Regions from separate parts of the Homo sapiens genome. Here region 2 is linked to region 1. The links are chromatin loops, found by intact Hi-C in ENCODE. Cell type or tissue: endothelial cell of umbilical vein. All regions are shown on one strand.

What was found. Hi-C counts contacts between places; a loop is a spot of excess contacts. Peaks named below come from ENCODE experiments on the same cell type or tissue, not always from the same donor. Only the 100,000 strongest peaks of a DNase experiment are listed, where the experiment ranks them.
Region 2: it touches region 1 in a loop (7-fold over the local background); 52 of 110 quality-filtered maps call a loop at or near these places.

The regions. Positions count from the first base shown.
Region 1 is chr2:11,774,509-11,782,508 of GRCh38, forward strand. It overlaps LPIN1 (lipin 1), which reads left to right. Exons shown (of 21, transcript NM_001349206.2): 6 at 1,578-1,685; 7 at 5,011-5,137; 8 at 7,693-7,999. Among named protein-coding and RNA genes, the nearest start is that of MIR548S, 11 kb to the left of the region's middle. RefSeq lists an enhancer at 4,420-5,619. In endothelial cell of umbilical vein, a CTCF peak has its summit at 4,890 (motif pointing left); DNase peaks (open chromatin) are centred at 1,093 and 4,833; H3K27ac peaks cover 1,697 bases.
Region 2 is chr2:11,461,282-11,469,281 of GRCh38, forward strand. E2F6 (E2F transcription factor 6) reads right to left here and starts at 4,880. Exons shown (of 7, transcript NM_198256.4): 1 at 4,491-4,880. The coding sequence starts at 4,598. RefSeq lists enhancers at 4,074-4,631, 4,632-5,188, 5,616-5,695. In endothelial cell of umbilical vein, no CTCF peak of the experiment used is centred here; DNase peaks (open chromatin) are centred at 4,380 and 4,910; H3K4me3 peaks cover 1,828 bases; H3K27ac peaks cover 956 bases.

The DNA.
Region 1 (8,000 bases):
CTCAGAATGCTCAGGGGCATGTTGATAATGAAAAAGAGACTGAGAAACGCTGATCTAAATGCCAGTGACATCCTTGGGTTATTCGTATACCTCATGCTTTAGATTCGCTTCTGGTTCATGGTGCCAGCCCTTAGAAACTCTGGGTTCCTACCTGAAGCCGGTCTTATCAAAACGCCACCCCTGGTTCCAGTTTGATCAGGGTAACCTTGTGAATTAGCAAGCAGCAGTCCCCAGTGTGTGCTGACATGGAGGTTGGAGAGAAAATAGATATGTCCCATGCCTGGTTTCCAGCCAATACTGATGTCGCGGGTTAGTCCAGCAGGCTGAGGCTGAGGCCTGTGACAAAGTCCCTGCATGGAGGTCTTCCTGCGTCAGAGCCTAGCCCTGTTCAATAGAAACGTAATAACTAGCTCCATATGTAATTTTAAGATTTCCAGTAGCCCTATTTTTAAAAAGTAAAAAAAAAAAAAAAAGATGAAATTAATTTTAAAGCTATATTTCATTTGACCACAGTATTTCCAAAATATCATTTCAACAAGCAATCAATTTTAAAGAATTATTAATGAGATACATCACATTTCTGTTTACATACCAAGTCTTTATAAACTCCATTATGTATTTCACATGCGCAGAACATCCCAATTTGGACAAGCCACGTTTCAAGTGCTCAGGAGCCACCTGTAGCTGGTGGTTTATTATATTGGACAGTGCAGATATAAGACCTTTCTAGATTCTCATTCTTTCTCTAGGTCTGTGGAGATAAAATAGTGGAGGGAAAAATAGTGGTTTAGGAGGAAAATAATGTAGAATATTTAGAACCCAATAATAGATGAAAAAATCTGTTCAAGCACTGTATGTTAATTTTAAGGATTTAAAAGAAACACTTTAAACACAACTCTGAGCGTGTTTAATGCTCAAAACATCTGTAATGTTTTGCCTCATGAATGCAGCATAATGACTGAGTCAGGTTATGTAGCTCTGACTATCACCAAATGGAATGACAAATTAGGATAAATAGCTACATTTCCACATTTGGAATTAGGTATTTTCTGTAAAGAGACAATTGACAGCACACACGAGCACATTTTTGGATTATGTAGTTTGATTAAGCACGAAAGTGTGACCAGAGATGATCAGTTCTACACATGGGTGAAACAGAAAGTGAAATAGGTCATTTGGCAGTTTCCTGCTTTTGTGTCTCAGAAAATTCATGCTGATTTCTTAGCAATTTCAATATCCGGTGCTCTGCCATTATCAGATGTCTGAGTTTCTTTATTTTCTTAAAAATGTCGTTGTTGAGAGTAGTCAAATACTTTACGTAATATATATAATCTTTATATAAAGTATATATACTTTGTAATTATATATAATCTTATATATAATCTTTATATAAAGTATATTATATATACTTTATATAATCTTATATATAGTCTTTAAAGTATATTATATATACTTTATATAATCTTATATATAATCTTTATATAAAGTATATTACATATACTTTATATAATCTCACTTGATGTAATTGACCTCTGATTTTGTCTTTCTTTTAATGTGTATCACGTGGTGGTATCCAGTAGCCTGGTAGATTGCAAAAGGACTGCCCCTCATCTTGCAGTTGCGGCCGAGGGAGGTCTGTCTAGTTCTTGCCCTCCACAGTCTTCCCTGTTCCATCCTTCGGAAAGGTAGAGGAGTTATTTTCCCCATTGGGATATATTCAATAATGAAAAATTTGATCTAACTCTTACTATAAGTCTATTTTACCATTAACCAAATTACTTATGAAGAAAATACCTGTAGATTATATGAAGTGAAAATTTTGATTTAACTTTTACAAATCGATTTCACTAACCAAATTACTTATGAAAAATATGTATATAGATTACTCTTTTCCTTTCGTTATAAGCATTTGTAGATGATCAGATTTTTTTTTTTTTTTAATTCCTAAATTTGACTCTCTGGAAATTATGGTTAAGCATATAATTTTACCTAATTCTGTGAAGTGCTTTGAAAATGAGAATAATGAAATATAGCTTGGGAATATGATCTTCTGTTTTCTGTCTCGGGTTGTTTGACAAATAAGTTTACAAGATATTTTTGGAATACCACTTTAATTTATTATAAACATTTAAGTAGTTTATTGGGCTGTCTGAATAATGGAGTCAGACACTTTCCACAGCATTTCTAGAACAGAATCTTGGAGAATGGCCTGGGCTGGGTCTCAGGCTGAGGATCAAAGGTTGGTGTGTTCACTCGATGTAGTCATCTCAGATTTCTGCCTTCATTCCCTCAGTTTTGACCTACCTACTTTGTGGACTTACATGGTTTACTTTGTAAGCCTTAGCAAATGAAGCTACGATTAATTTGTACGTGGAAAACCTTTTGTCTTTTTGATTAAAGATCCAGACCTCAGGATGTACTTCATTCAGAGGCTACATTTGCAGAAGAAAAGTCCGTTTAAAATGAGGAAAACAAAGTTGTTAATAGTTAAAACTAACTAGCCTTATTGGGACTGGCAAAAATACTGAAAACTTTGATAAGGCTAATAAATACCTTGTTTATGAACATCAGTCATTGACCTTGTAAGCTTACTTTTTTGAACAACCCTTGATCTTAAAATAATAATATTTCATGACGGAGCACTTTGGAGTCATCTTTCTGGTAAATCCCACTTGGCAGTGGGCCCCATTCCTGCGTCCTTTTTGGTCTGTCTGAATTCCCTCAGTGACGGTCGGCAGAAAGCGCATCTGTGTTTGTGCACGAGACCTTTGGAGAAGGGTTGCTGTGGCCTGAACGGGCAGCATTTATGGTGGTGGCCTGTTTGCTGTTGGGGAGGGACTTGCAGCAGACTTTCTCGTAGGGCTGGGCTCCTTATGCGTGAGTTGCACGCCTGAGTGCCTCTATGGGTTTTGTGGCTCGTGGCTTTTATGAAGGGACCAGAATGTTAGGAACTCTGGAGTTGGGAATTGCTGCAGGAGAACCGTGTTCCGCATTTCGTTCTTCTAGAGCAGAGGTTGGTAAAGCACGGCCCATGGGTCAAATCTGGTCCACCATCTGCCTCTGTCAGACTTTCCCGGGCATAGGCAGTTGGTTTACATACTGGCTGTGGCTGCTTTCACACCACCACAGCAGCGAGTGGTTGCGACAGACGTCGTAAAACCCGTAAAGCCCGAGATATCTGCCACTGGGCTCTTTACAGAAAATGTTTGCCGACCCCTGTTCGGAGCAAGCTTTGTCTAAAGGACTTTATTTCATTTAGTGACAGTGAGATAATTTATTGCTGCAAAGAACTTATAGCCAAATATGTTCTATTTTGTCTGGTGAAACAGAATGGCAAGAGCTTTTTAGATACTTTGAGGTTTGGGAACAGCACCGTTGAGGGTGAGAAGTTGGTTTTGATGGACTTATTCCATGATGATGCTGGAGAAAGAGTGGATTGCGGTCACACTTGTAGGTACTGAGGCCCCTCGCTGGAGGCCACAGCCTGCGCTTTTCCCATTGCAGTGATACCGAACACGTGACTGTAGACGCTTCAGTGCCACCAAAGCGTTGTCTCTTTGGAGAAGTCCAGTTGTGGAACTGGAAGAGCAAGGAGGTTGAAAGGCCAGGAGCCTTTCCCACATGGACGTGGGGGGGCCCACGTGCCTTCTTATAGGACTGCTCCCTAAAGGGCAGAAATGTGTGTCTGTTGGGAGCAGGGTGTCCCATTGCAGAAGCTCTCCTAATGTGATGTCAGGAGCCTCCTCTCCCCAGGCAGGCGAAAGAGAGCGTGCAGGCTGCCCCGTGGCAGCACGTCATTAGAAGGGCTGGGAGTCATGGGCACCAAGGGAGCAGGGACCACCCTCTGCCCCTTGGTGTGAGATGAGAGAGATGGCACTTGGTCTGGCTGCTCTATGCAGCTTGATCAAAGAGATTCAGGATCAGTTTAGCCCACAAGGTCCCTGTTTGTTGGATACAAGTTATGTATCATCATGAACTCACCTTGTATTGACAGGAAAGTTATATTCAATTGGAGTTGAACTCTAGGTAAATGAGACCAGAAGCATCAGTTTCCGAAGAATAGATAAGGTCTGGGAAAGAAGACGGCAAGGGAAACTGAAAGCTTTATTTCCTGCTTTGTCTGAAAAACCCTGCCGCCTTCCTCTAGAGGAAATGATGTGGGAAAATAAGCAATAATTAACCATGTTATTATGCGGCAATAAATAATTACAAGAATTGCTGCTGTAAATAATATTTCTCTAAGTTGTTTAGAATATGGTGAGGATCTTGTGGATAAGTTAATGACTTTTGGATGGTTACTTTGGCTGGGCAGAAGTAAGACCTTGTTTGGGTCTTCAGAGTAAAAATTCAGGAAACATGGAGGTGGTTACTGAGCGAGCCTTAACCAGTTGGTGAGTCCCTTGTGAAGTATTCCTGGAAGACATAAGATCTTAGAAAATTTCAACTTGTAGGCTCCTGCCCAACGTTATCGAGTTTATTTGTGGCATCCAGCATCTTTGGTAAAATTGGCACATCATATAATTTCCCTGTTTCCCAGGCCAGTGCAGATGATAAATATTTAAAATATGGACTCTAATGAGTGCCTGCCCGAGCCAACCAAGACCCTTTTGCAGCCCTCTGACAGCAGAGGAACTTGATTTGGAAACAGATTGCAGGAGATGCGAGTGCAGAGTGGGGTGGGGAAGGGTGGTCTTTTTGAGGTAAGAACAGACTATTTTTCCCTTTCTCTTTCCATCTCTTTCTTTTGTATTCTGGGCCACTTCTTTTTCTCCTCTCCCCCGCGGTGCACCAGGCGGCAGGGTGGGGCGGGCGACCCACGTGGAGCGCCTTCCATGGGAGGCGCTTCCCTGCCCCCTGGTGGCCGGAGGAGGGATTTGTCATGAGGCTCCGCTCAGAGCGAACGACAGCTGGGGGTGCATTTTCTGGGCTATTTGAGCCATGGAGCTGGGCCCAAAACATTTACAAAAGTTTCTTTTCCCACCTTAATTTTCGCTTTGTGTTTTCCTTAAGTCCTTCCGGTTCCCGACCTTCAACACCTAAAAGTGATTCAGAATTGGTCAGCAAGTCCACGGAAAGGACAGGGCAGAAGAACCCAGAAATGCTTTGGCTGTGGGGAGAGCTGCCGCAGGCTGCTAAGGTGAGAGTCTCTTCAATTCTGCCACGGACCGAAGATTTCTAACTCAGCTTAAATTACATGGAATTAGTATCATAGCATAGCCAAGAAACACAGCTACCAGGAGCCAGAGGTAAACCAAAATATATTAAGGGTTAGCCTTGAATGTTGGAATTACTTTCTTCCACGTTACCAACATTATAGAGAGGTCTCATTGCTTTTGTAGATTTTAAACCTATGGGATTCCTCTTAGGATTTACTTTTTTTTTTTTTTCTTGAGACAGAGTCTCACTCTGTCACCCGGGCTGGAGGGCAATGGCTCTATCTTGGCTCACTGCAACCTCTGCCTCCCAGGTTCAAGCGATTCTCCTGCTTCAGCCTCCCGAGTAGCTGGGATTACAGGCGCATGCCACCACGCCCCACTAATTTTTGTATTTTTAGTAGAGACGGGGTTTCACCGTGTTGGCCAGGCTGGTCTTGAACTGCTGACCTCAAGTGACCCGCCTGCCTCTGCCTCCCAAAGTGCTGGGATTATAAGCGTGAGCTGCCGTGCCCAGCCAGGATCTACATTTTCTATCACAGCTAAATGCAAATTAAATTAAAGAAATACAACTTACACACAATCTTGCTGTCTTGAAACTGTAAACAAAAATAGCTTCCAGCTCTTGAGTCTGCTAGGTCATTGATGAGTGGAGCAAAGCCACAGGGAGAGAGTTGTGGACTCTTGGCCCATTGAAAAAGAAGCTGAGTTGTAAGAGCTGGAATCCACATGTTCTTGTGTCCCTCACACAGAGAGACATCTGGGAGAGCCCTGGGAGAGGGAAAGGCTAATAGAACAGAAATGAAAGATTTCAGCCTAATAGATAAACAAAGTCAGAAAACCTTAAGGTTTTGATTCATCAAGTAGTAAGTATTTCTGGGCCCTCATTGTTGGTGGGACCCTGAATTTGACCCTATGGAGATCTCCAAAATAAATAGAGAAGCAGCTGAGGGTAGCGGAGAGAATGAGGGCCTGGGAGGCAGCAGGTTATTCTGGGTTTGAGTCCTCACTGCACCGCTTGCTAAAAAGGTGACCTTGGGCAAATGAGTAGACTTCCCTGAACCTCAGTGTCTTCATCTGTAAAACTGTGAGAAAATGACAGAATTGTTGTGAGGTTAGAAGGGCTAATGTAGGTATGTGAAGTATCTGGCACCTGTAGGCCCTCTGAATATTTGCATTCTTTCTCCTTGGCTGTGGTACATGCACGCTGAGCCCCAGTTTCCCTATCTTGGATATGCAGTGGGTTTACATGTAGGTACATAACTGGTTCAGCAAATATGTTTCTAAAAACATGAAATGAACACAATCTTTTCTTTCAAGAAATTTTATTTGGTATGCTAATGTATTATAAGCATCTTGAATTATGTTATTATATCACAAGCTTTAAAAAATATTGTAAGGTCCTTAGAAGATGCTATAGCCTCTTGCATCCCCAATAAATGTTTGTAATATGAATGAATGAGTGAGTGAGTGAGTGAATGACTATTGAAAACATCCCTTATAAAGAGTCAAGATGGGCAGCTTTTTGGAGAGTAGTCTGTTGAGGCCAAAGTTGTGGATCCATTTCCTCTCTAGGTTATATTTAGATTTCATAGAAAATGCTGATTTACCTGTCCACAGCTATGGTGCTGACCCAGCCAACTCTCTTTGCAAGTTTATGTCGTTAGTTGCTGGAGAAACAGCATGGAAGTGCAAATCCATCACTTCTTCTGGCAAAATAGTTGTAACCACAGATTTTCTGTAGCATTGTTTTTATTTGCAATTGAAGCTGTTTGATCAGATAGAGAAGTGAATACTTTCTCCCCTCTTTTTAGCCCATGAATTGCATTTTGGTTTTTGTTTGAATAAATCTTTTCTGTAACTGGAAATCCCTCTGGCGGTAGAATCAGAAATGCTAATTTCTCACTCATGTGAACCAACTGTCACCAAATCTTTACTTATTCACTCATGTTTTGGGAATAAACTTTATTGAAATATACATACAGAGAAATACACACATTGTAAATGTATAGCTCAATACATTTTCACAGCAGGAACAGATCTGTGCAGCGTGCACCCAGACCGAGAAGCAGAGCATGACCAGCAGCATGGAAACCCCCACTCTTTGCGGTCACTGCTCAGACTGACCCCTCTGCTCCCTGCAAGGGGAAACTTGATCTTAGCAACAGAGATTAGTTTTGCAAGATTCATTCATGTTGTTGGTGTAGCTGTAATTCATTTATTCTCATGGCCACTGAGAATCCCAGTGTGTGTGAAAAGACTTGTAATCTAACAGCATTTAGGGTGCTCCTGCCTGTTGGCATTGCTAATCTCACTTCTCTTTGGCAGTTGATGTTTCACAGGAAAGTTCATTTGCTTTGGACCTAATATTCTTGGTTTCTGGACTTTTTGGCAGGTATAGAAATCACCAGGTGATTGTTGAGGCTTAAAAGTCCCTGCCTACTTTTGATTACTTGTTCTCCTTGGGTCACTCAGTTTTTCTGGTTGCCTTTGTGCTGACCTTGTCTCTCTCTCTGTCCCTCTCTCCTCTTTGCTCTAGTCTTCTTCTCCACACAAGATGAAAGAGTCCAGCCCATTGAGCAGTAGAAAAATTTGTGATAAAAGTCACTTTCAGGCCATTCACAGCGAATCTTCAGACACTTTTAGTGACCAATCGCCAACTCTGGTCGGTGGGGCACTTTTGGACCAGAACAAGCCTCAGACAGAAATGCAGTTTGTGAATGAAGAAGACCTGGAGACCTTAGGAGCAGCAGCGCCACTCTTGCCCATGATCGAGGAGCTCAAACCCCCCTCTGCCAGTGTAGTCCAGACAGCAAACAAGACGGATTCTCCTTCCAGGAAAAGAGG
Region 2 (8,000 bases), 310 kb before region 1:
TTCCCAACCAATACCCTCACTTTAACAGTAGATGCTCTGTGAGGCTAAGAGAGTTCAACTTTCTATTTTATTTATTTATTTATTTTTGTGATGGAGTTTCACTCTTGTTGCCCAAGCTGGAGTGCAGTGGCACAATCTCGGCTCACTGCAACCTCCACCTCCTGGGTTCAAGTGATTCTTCTGCCTCAGCCTCCCGAGTAGCTGGGATTACAGGCGCACGTCACCAAGCCTGGCTAATTTTTTGTATTTTTAGTAGAAACGGGGTTTCACCACATTAGCCAGGCTGGTCTCGAAATCCGGACCTCAGGTGATCCACCCGCCTCAGCCTCCCGAAGTGCTGGGATTACAGGCATGAGCCACCATGACTGGCCAAGAGTTCAACTTCCATTGTAATTTGGCCAGTTACATGATGAAGGCTTGTGTTTGATTTTCAGCAATTTCAGCCCCATGGCTACAGGATAGAAGATTCTAACCCAGGGCACACTTAGAAACTTTTAGGTCATTTATGTGGAACTCCAGCCATGAAACTGAATCCCTGAGCTCATCCTTTTCTTTCATCACTTTGTCCAAAGACAATAGGAGCAACCAACCAATGTCATTATAATCCTTGTTTTCCCAAAAATATTTGAAAATATCACATATAGCGTCACTAAATTCTTTGCCTCTTATAAGCAGTGAATTAGAATAAAAAGGCATTTATTTTGCATATCTATAAACAGTTTGTGTCATGGACTTCCAGTGCTCTCTCTACTATTAGAAGTAGAGCTCTTGGCATTTTTAGATTCTAATCAGATTAAAGAATCAATTCCAAAAACCCCAATTAAGGAAACTCATCTTTAATATTCTGTTTCCCAGAACCATTCCTGGTACCAAAATCTGTGTTAGTATTGGTCTGTCTCTCTGGAGAGCCCTGACCAATAGAGTAATAAATTCAATTCTGGATATAGAGTAGTCCACCCTTATCCCTGGGAGCTACATTCCAAGACCCCCAGTGGATGCCTAAAACCGCAAACAGTACCAATCTCTATATATACTATTTTTTCGTATACATACATACATGTGATAACATTTAATTTATAGATCGGGCATAGTAAGAGATTAACAGCTAATAATAAAATACAACAATTATAGCAATAAACTACAATGAAAGTTATGTGAATGTGGTCTCTCTCTCAAAATATCTTATACTGTAGATCTTAGCGACCTCAGAATAAGATTTTTTTTCTTTCCTTACTAAGTCAAGAACTTAGATCTTTTCACTTAAAGGAAGCACTTCATCAATTCTCTTCAGCATACTGGAAGCACTACTGGAAGCATACTGGAAGCACTACTTTTGTGCTTTGGGGCCATTACTGAGAAAATAAGGGCTACTTAACACAAGCACCGTGACAGTTGGTCTGAGAATCAAGAAACAGCTACTAAGCGACTAAGGGCAGGGCGCAGTGACAGCATGGGAACTCTGGACAAAGGAAGATTCAGGTGCTGGGTGGTACTGGACAGCTCAAGATTTCATGACACTACTGAGAATGGCAAGCAGTTTAAAACTAATGAATTATTTCTGGAATTTTCATTTTAATAGTTTGGGGGACCACAGGTTAACTGAAATAAAGAAAAGTGAAACCTCAGATGAGAGGGGACTAATAGGAGTTTGAAACCTAAGTAGGAAGGTCTAGTAGACAGCTGGAAAACCCTGAAGGAGATTTATAGATTTGGGAATTATGACATGGTAACTGAAAATACCAGAACTGTATGTCTAAGATTTCAAGGGATGTATCTGCTGATACTACATGCAAACTAAGTGGTTTTTCCACAGTGAGCTTAGAGTTTTTATCACGTTCTCAAATATTAAGACCACCAATACAGATGGTACCAATATACAGCTGACCCTCAAACAACACAGGTTTGAATTGTGTGGGTCCACTTAGAGACCAATTTTCTTTACCCGCTGCCACCCCTTAGAGAGCAAAACCAGCTCCTCCTCTTACTCTTGTTCATCAGCCCACTTAGTGTGAAGACAAGGATGAAGACCTTTACGATGACCTAATTCCCCCGAAGGAGTAGGATTTTCTCTTATTTATGATTTTCTTAATAACATTTTCTTTTCTTTAGCTACTTTACTATAAGAAAACAGTAACTAATACATATAAATACAAAATATGTGTCAATTAACTGTTTACGGTATCAGTAAGGCTTCCAGCAAACAGTAAAGTTTTGGGGGAATCAAAGTTATATTCAGATTTTGAATTTCATGGGATTTGGTGCCCCAATCCCTGAGTCGTTCAATGATCAAATGTAGATGGTAACAGAAGTCATGGGAGGAGTGAATGAACTCCCCTAAGAAGAATGTGTAGAGACGGTAGAAGAGAACCCTGAATAATACCAACATGTGGCCAGCTGCAGAGGCTCACGCCTGTAATCCCAGCACTTTGGGGAGCTGAGGTGAGAGGACTGCTTGAGCCCAGGAGTTCAAGACCAGCCTGGGCCCCATAGGAAGACTCCCATCTCTAAAAATAAAAATAATTAGCCAGGTGTGGTGGCATGTGCCTGTGGTCTCAGCTACTTGGGAGTTGGAGGCAGAAGGATCACTTGAGCCTGGGAGGTAAGGCTGCAGTGAGCCATGATGTGCCACTGCACTCCAGCCAGGGTGACAGAGTGAGATCCTGCACCGGGGGGGGGGACAAAAACAAAAACAGAAAAACAAATCAACATGAAGGAATGGGAAGAGGATGAGGACAAGGAGAAGCCAGAGAAGCAGATGGAGCATCAAACGTCAAGGAAGCTCAAGGGAGGGTTTCTAACACGAGTGTTGTAGTCAAAACTACAACAGCTGCTGGAATTGACGAGCTTGTCGGTGACCTTGGTTAGAATGGTCTTACAAGTGTGCTTAGGATAGGGGTCCCCAGCAGTGGGTTGGCTGGTAATAAGAGGCCATCAAGTGGAAACAGTGAGTGTAAATAACCTTTTCAAGAAGTTTAGCTGTGAAAGCACTTTGGGAGGCTGAGGCGGGTGGATCACGAGGTCAGGAGATTGAGACCATCCTGGCTTACACGGTGAAACCCCATCTCTACTAAAAATACAAAAAAAAATTAGCCGTGCGTGGTGGCGGGTGCCTGTAGTCCCAGCTACTCAGGAGGCTGAGGCAGGAAAATGGCGTGAACTCGGGAGGCGGAGCTTGCAGTGAACCGAGATCAGGCCACTGCACTCCAGCCTGGGTGACAGAGCAAGACTTCGTCACCAAAAAAAAAAAAAAAAAAAAAAAGTTTAGCTGTGAAGAGGAAGAGAGACAGTAGATGGGAGGGGATATGGAATCAAGGGAGAGATCTTTTAAGATGGGGATGGATTTAGAATGCGGTTTTAGTAGTCAAGAATTTATCATCTGGAGTTAGACATTTGGAGCTTCAACCCAAGTTTCTACACTTATTATCCAGCCACAGGCAAGCCGGCGTTACATGCATCTCCAAGTCTGTTTTGGCAACCGTGAAACAAGAATAATAATCTTTTAGTATTATAAAACACTGCTGTGAGAAATGAGAAATTAAATGAGGCAATAATCACAAACTATTTGGTAGGGGAACCAGGCATAATGACTTGGGAAAATGTTTAATTACTACTAGTTATAGAAAGAAAGCAGCAGAGAAATTGAAAATACGGGGAGAGGTCGGGCTCGGTGGATCACCTGAGGTCGTCAGGAGTTCGAGACCAGCCTGGCCAACACGGCGAAATCCCGTCTCTACTAAAAATACAAAATTAGCTGGGTGTGGTGGCGCATGCCTGTGATCCCAGCTACATGGGAGGCTGAAGCAGGAGAATCTCTTGAACCTGGGAGGTGGGGGTTGCAGTGAGCTGAGATTGCGCCATTGCACTCCAGCCTGGGGAACAAAAGTAAAACTCAATCTCAAAAAAAAAAAAAAAAAAGAAAAAAAAGAAAGAAAAGAAAAAGAAAATGCATTTGTTGAGGGCCCTGATAACCGCGGGGAATACAGCATCTGGTCCTGAACAAGAGAAGAAATCAGCCTTTGCAGGAAAGGGAGCCAAATTTCCTAACCATTTTCTCTGTCAAACAGGTGGGGAGATAATTTGATGAATGGGAGCTGTGGCGTGGGAAATATAAAGCGTGGACAAGGTTTTAAACGGCTGCAGTAGAGCAGAAGGATGGGAGAGGAGGCAGAAAAACAAATGATAGGTTGCAGAGATACAGCTAGAGTCCATAGAAGGAGATAAACATGGACTCTCTAATGCAAAGTTGAGCAATTTTCTCCAACAGTGCTCTGAAGTTCCGATGTAAAAGCCTAGAAGACTGATACCACGTCTGTGAGCAGATGCTGAAAGCAGAAGGCGGGAGAGCGCAGTTCGCAGCACGTGATGGGCAGCGCCTGGCCCAGGGGGAGCAGACGACCCAGACGACGGCCAGCGGGGTTGGCGGCGGCGCGGGGAGGAGGGGGCCGGATTTGGGAGACCACCGCCCGTCCCCGTCCCGTCCCGGAGCTTACCAGCAGGCCCTCCACGTTGATGGGGTCTCGGCACCGACGGCGAACCGTCTCCTCCGTCGGGTCCAGGAGGAGACTGGGTAACTTCCTCGCCGGCCGCTGCTGACTCATGCTGCCCGGCCGGGCGTCCTGCTCCCCTCGCACCCCACGAGCTCTCCCGCCCTCTCGCGCTCAGCTCGAGCACCGCCCCCCACGCGCCGATTTCCAAGGGCCCAGCACCTAAGGGGTCCGCGGCTTCCTCCGAGGCGCCGCCCGGCTAGGCCGTCCCGCCCGCCAGTAAACGCGGCACGGCCTCACGTGCCCGGGAGCTCCCGACGCAGACGGAAAAAGAGGAGGGAGACCCGCGGATCTCAAGTCGCCCGGCCCGCCATCTTCCCGCATGCGCAGTACACCGCCCCCCTCTGCGCATGCCCGCCGCTGCCGGAGCGCTCCCACGCACCGATCCTCTCCCGGCGGCTGCCGCCCGGGAAACCCGGACCGCGGAATCCACGGAGAGGCTGGCAAAGGAAAAGGAAGAGGTGGAGCCGAATTCCAGAGGAAGGGAACAGGGGTGAGAGAAAAGAGGCAACCGGGAAAACCCAGCGGTCGCCTGGAATTCTCGACGGTGATAACTGAAAGTTCTGAGGTGATAACTGAAAGTTCTGAGCCGCAGAGATGTTCATTTATTCCTTTTTTTTATTTTAATTTTTTTTTTGGTCGCCCAGGCTGGAGTGCAGTGGCGTGGTCAGGGCTCACTGCAGCCTTGAATTCCCGGGCTCAAGCGATCCTCCACCTCAGCCTCCCAAGTAGCTGGGACTACATGCGCGCGCCACTGTGCCTGGCTAATTTTTAATTTTAATTTTAGTAGAGACAGGGTCTCAGTATATTGCCCCGGCTGGTCCTGAACTCTGGGGCTCAAGCCGTCCTCCCACCTTGGCCTCTCAAGTGCTGGGATTATAGGCGTGAGCTACCACACCCAGCCTTCATTTATTCGTGAGCTCTGTTAGCGCATCTTACAGGCAGGTCAGTGTTGATGCTTAGTAAATGTGAGCAACCACACCATTGTGGAATCGTTTTACCTCTGCCTGCCCGCCTGCCTGCCTGCCTGCCTTCCTTCCTTCCTTCCTTCCTTCCTTCCTTCCTCCTTCCTGTTTGACGAATGAGTTATCGTTGACCTATAGTGTCAGATATTGGGGTGGGCACAGGCGATACTTATTCGTTTGAATATGCCACGGGTTCAACCTCCAATTTCAGTGGGGACAGATAAGTAAACAGAGCATGTTAATTTAGCTGGAGCCAGAAGGTGTGTTTTCAAGTCCTGGCTGCCTCTACGTATAAACTAGAAGACCTTATTAAGCCAGTTACTTAATCTGTCTGTGCCTCAGTTTCCTTATTTGGAAAATGCAAATAATGACAATACTTACCTGATAAGGTTGTTGTGAGGATTAAATGGATTAATGGATACAGGTTGCTGTGATTAGAACAGAGGCCAGCACATGTTTGAAATAAAAAGGCAACACACCGTGGTATGTACAGAGTTGGAGGGAAACAACTGGTTAGACTGGGGGTTTCTACACAGCCTGAGGTGGGCGAGGTGAGGCAGGGAAAAATCCCCGAAGAAGCTGGTTCCCCACTAGACTGTGAGGTCAGAGGCCTTCTCTAATCTTTTTTTTTTTTTTTCTGTCACCCAGGCTGGAGGGCAGTGTCACGGTCATAATTCACTGTAGCGTCAAACTCCTGGCCTCAAGTGATCTCCCAGCTAAGACTCCCAAGTAGCTGAGAGTACAGGTGCATGCCACCATGCCTGGCTAATTTTTTTTTATGTTTTATTTTATTTTATTTTTTGAACTCCTTACCTTAAGCAATCCTCCTGCCTCAGCCTCCCAAGGTGCTGGAGTTATAGGCGTGAGACACCCATGCCTGGCTTCTAATCTTTGTATCTCTATCATCTAGCAAAGTGTCTGGCAAATAAAACATGCTCTATTAATGTTTGCTAAATAAACGATGAGAAAAAAAGAGAACGTAGCGGAGGTCTCGAGAAGACTGCATATTGTTGCAGAATGGAGAATTTCCCAGAGCCGTTAGAAATGGCCATTTGAAGGCATTTATTCAGCATCTGCTATGTGTTTGGCATTCCACATGCATTTGCTTATGTAAATCTCATATCAAAACTGAAAGATAGGTATTTTTCTGCCCAATTTGCAGATCAGCAAAATTAAGATCAGCAGGATTACAAAAATTTACTCAAGGTCCTAGTAGGCAGTGGTAGAGGCAGGCTTTGACTCCACAACTGATTAATTAATTTGGCATTCAGATCTTTAGGAAGATTCTTCAAGGACGACTAGATTCTCTACAACCAGAGTTGGGGTTGGGCAAGTAAAGGTGGGGTGTGGATCAGGACGGAGTAGCAAGTGGTCCAGGCTAAAGAAAGAGCATGAGCACAGAGCTGGGGAGAGTCGGGGAAATGGCACAATCCTCACACTTATTGTGCCTGTGACCTGGCTTTTCCCCAAGACATAATCTTTTGCACATTTTTTTTTTTGAAGCATCTCTCATGGGCCAAGCAGTAGGGTAGGTGTTGAGGGAAGAACTGAATCTGATGGGGCCTTACCTTGTGTTCCAGGGGCTACTAGCCTGGGGGAGATACATAAGCAGAAAGCATAAGTACTAAATTAGAGTGTGTCTAACACACAATAGCAGCACAGCAGAGGAAGAAAAAATAATAACTGAATTAGTTGTAAACTACAGGTGCTTTTCCACATCTGCCTGTGAGGCAGCTATTTCAAGAATACTTTATAGAAGGCCGGGCATGGTGGCTCACACCTATAATCTCAGCACTTTGGGAGGCTGAGGCAGGAGGCTCACTTGATTGAGGTCAGGAGTTTGAGACCAGCCTGACCATCATGGCGCAACCCTGTCTCTTCTATAAATACAAAAATTAGCCGGGCGTGGTGGCAGGCGACTGTAATCCCAGCTACTAAGGAGGCTGAGGCAAGAGAATCGCTTGAACTTGGGAGGTAGAGGTTGCAGTGAGCTAAGATCATGCCACTGCACTCCAGCCTGGGTGACACAGCAAGACCCTGTCTCAAAAAAAAAAAAAAAAAAAAAATATATATATATATATATATATATGAGGGTACAGAGGCTCAGAGAAGTTTGTTCCAGGTTGGGTACTCAAATACCAGGACTTTGGCCACTACATCCTTGGCTTTGTCCACCATGGCCTTACATTGATATACAGTCACAGTTCTGAGCACAGAAATTCTGGTATTTCCCAGTTCCAGCCCTGTTTTTGTGTATGCTTCCTGGGGCAAAATGGTGCTAGGGCAGAATGGGGCATGGGCTTTGGGACTTTCAAGTTAGGGCTGAAGACTATACTTCCCAGGGATCATTTTTAAAGTTAGGGCTGAAATATTAGGCCAACTGCACAGGTGTGCTTGAGCAATCCTGAAAGCCCTCATCTGTCAGAAGATATTTTACTTCCCTTCTACTTGAAAATGTCCTCTCCAGAGGTCCGTGAGGAAATGACCATAT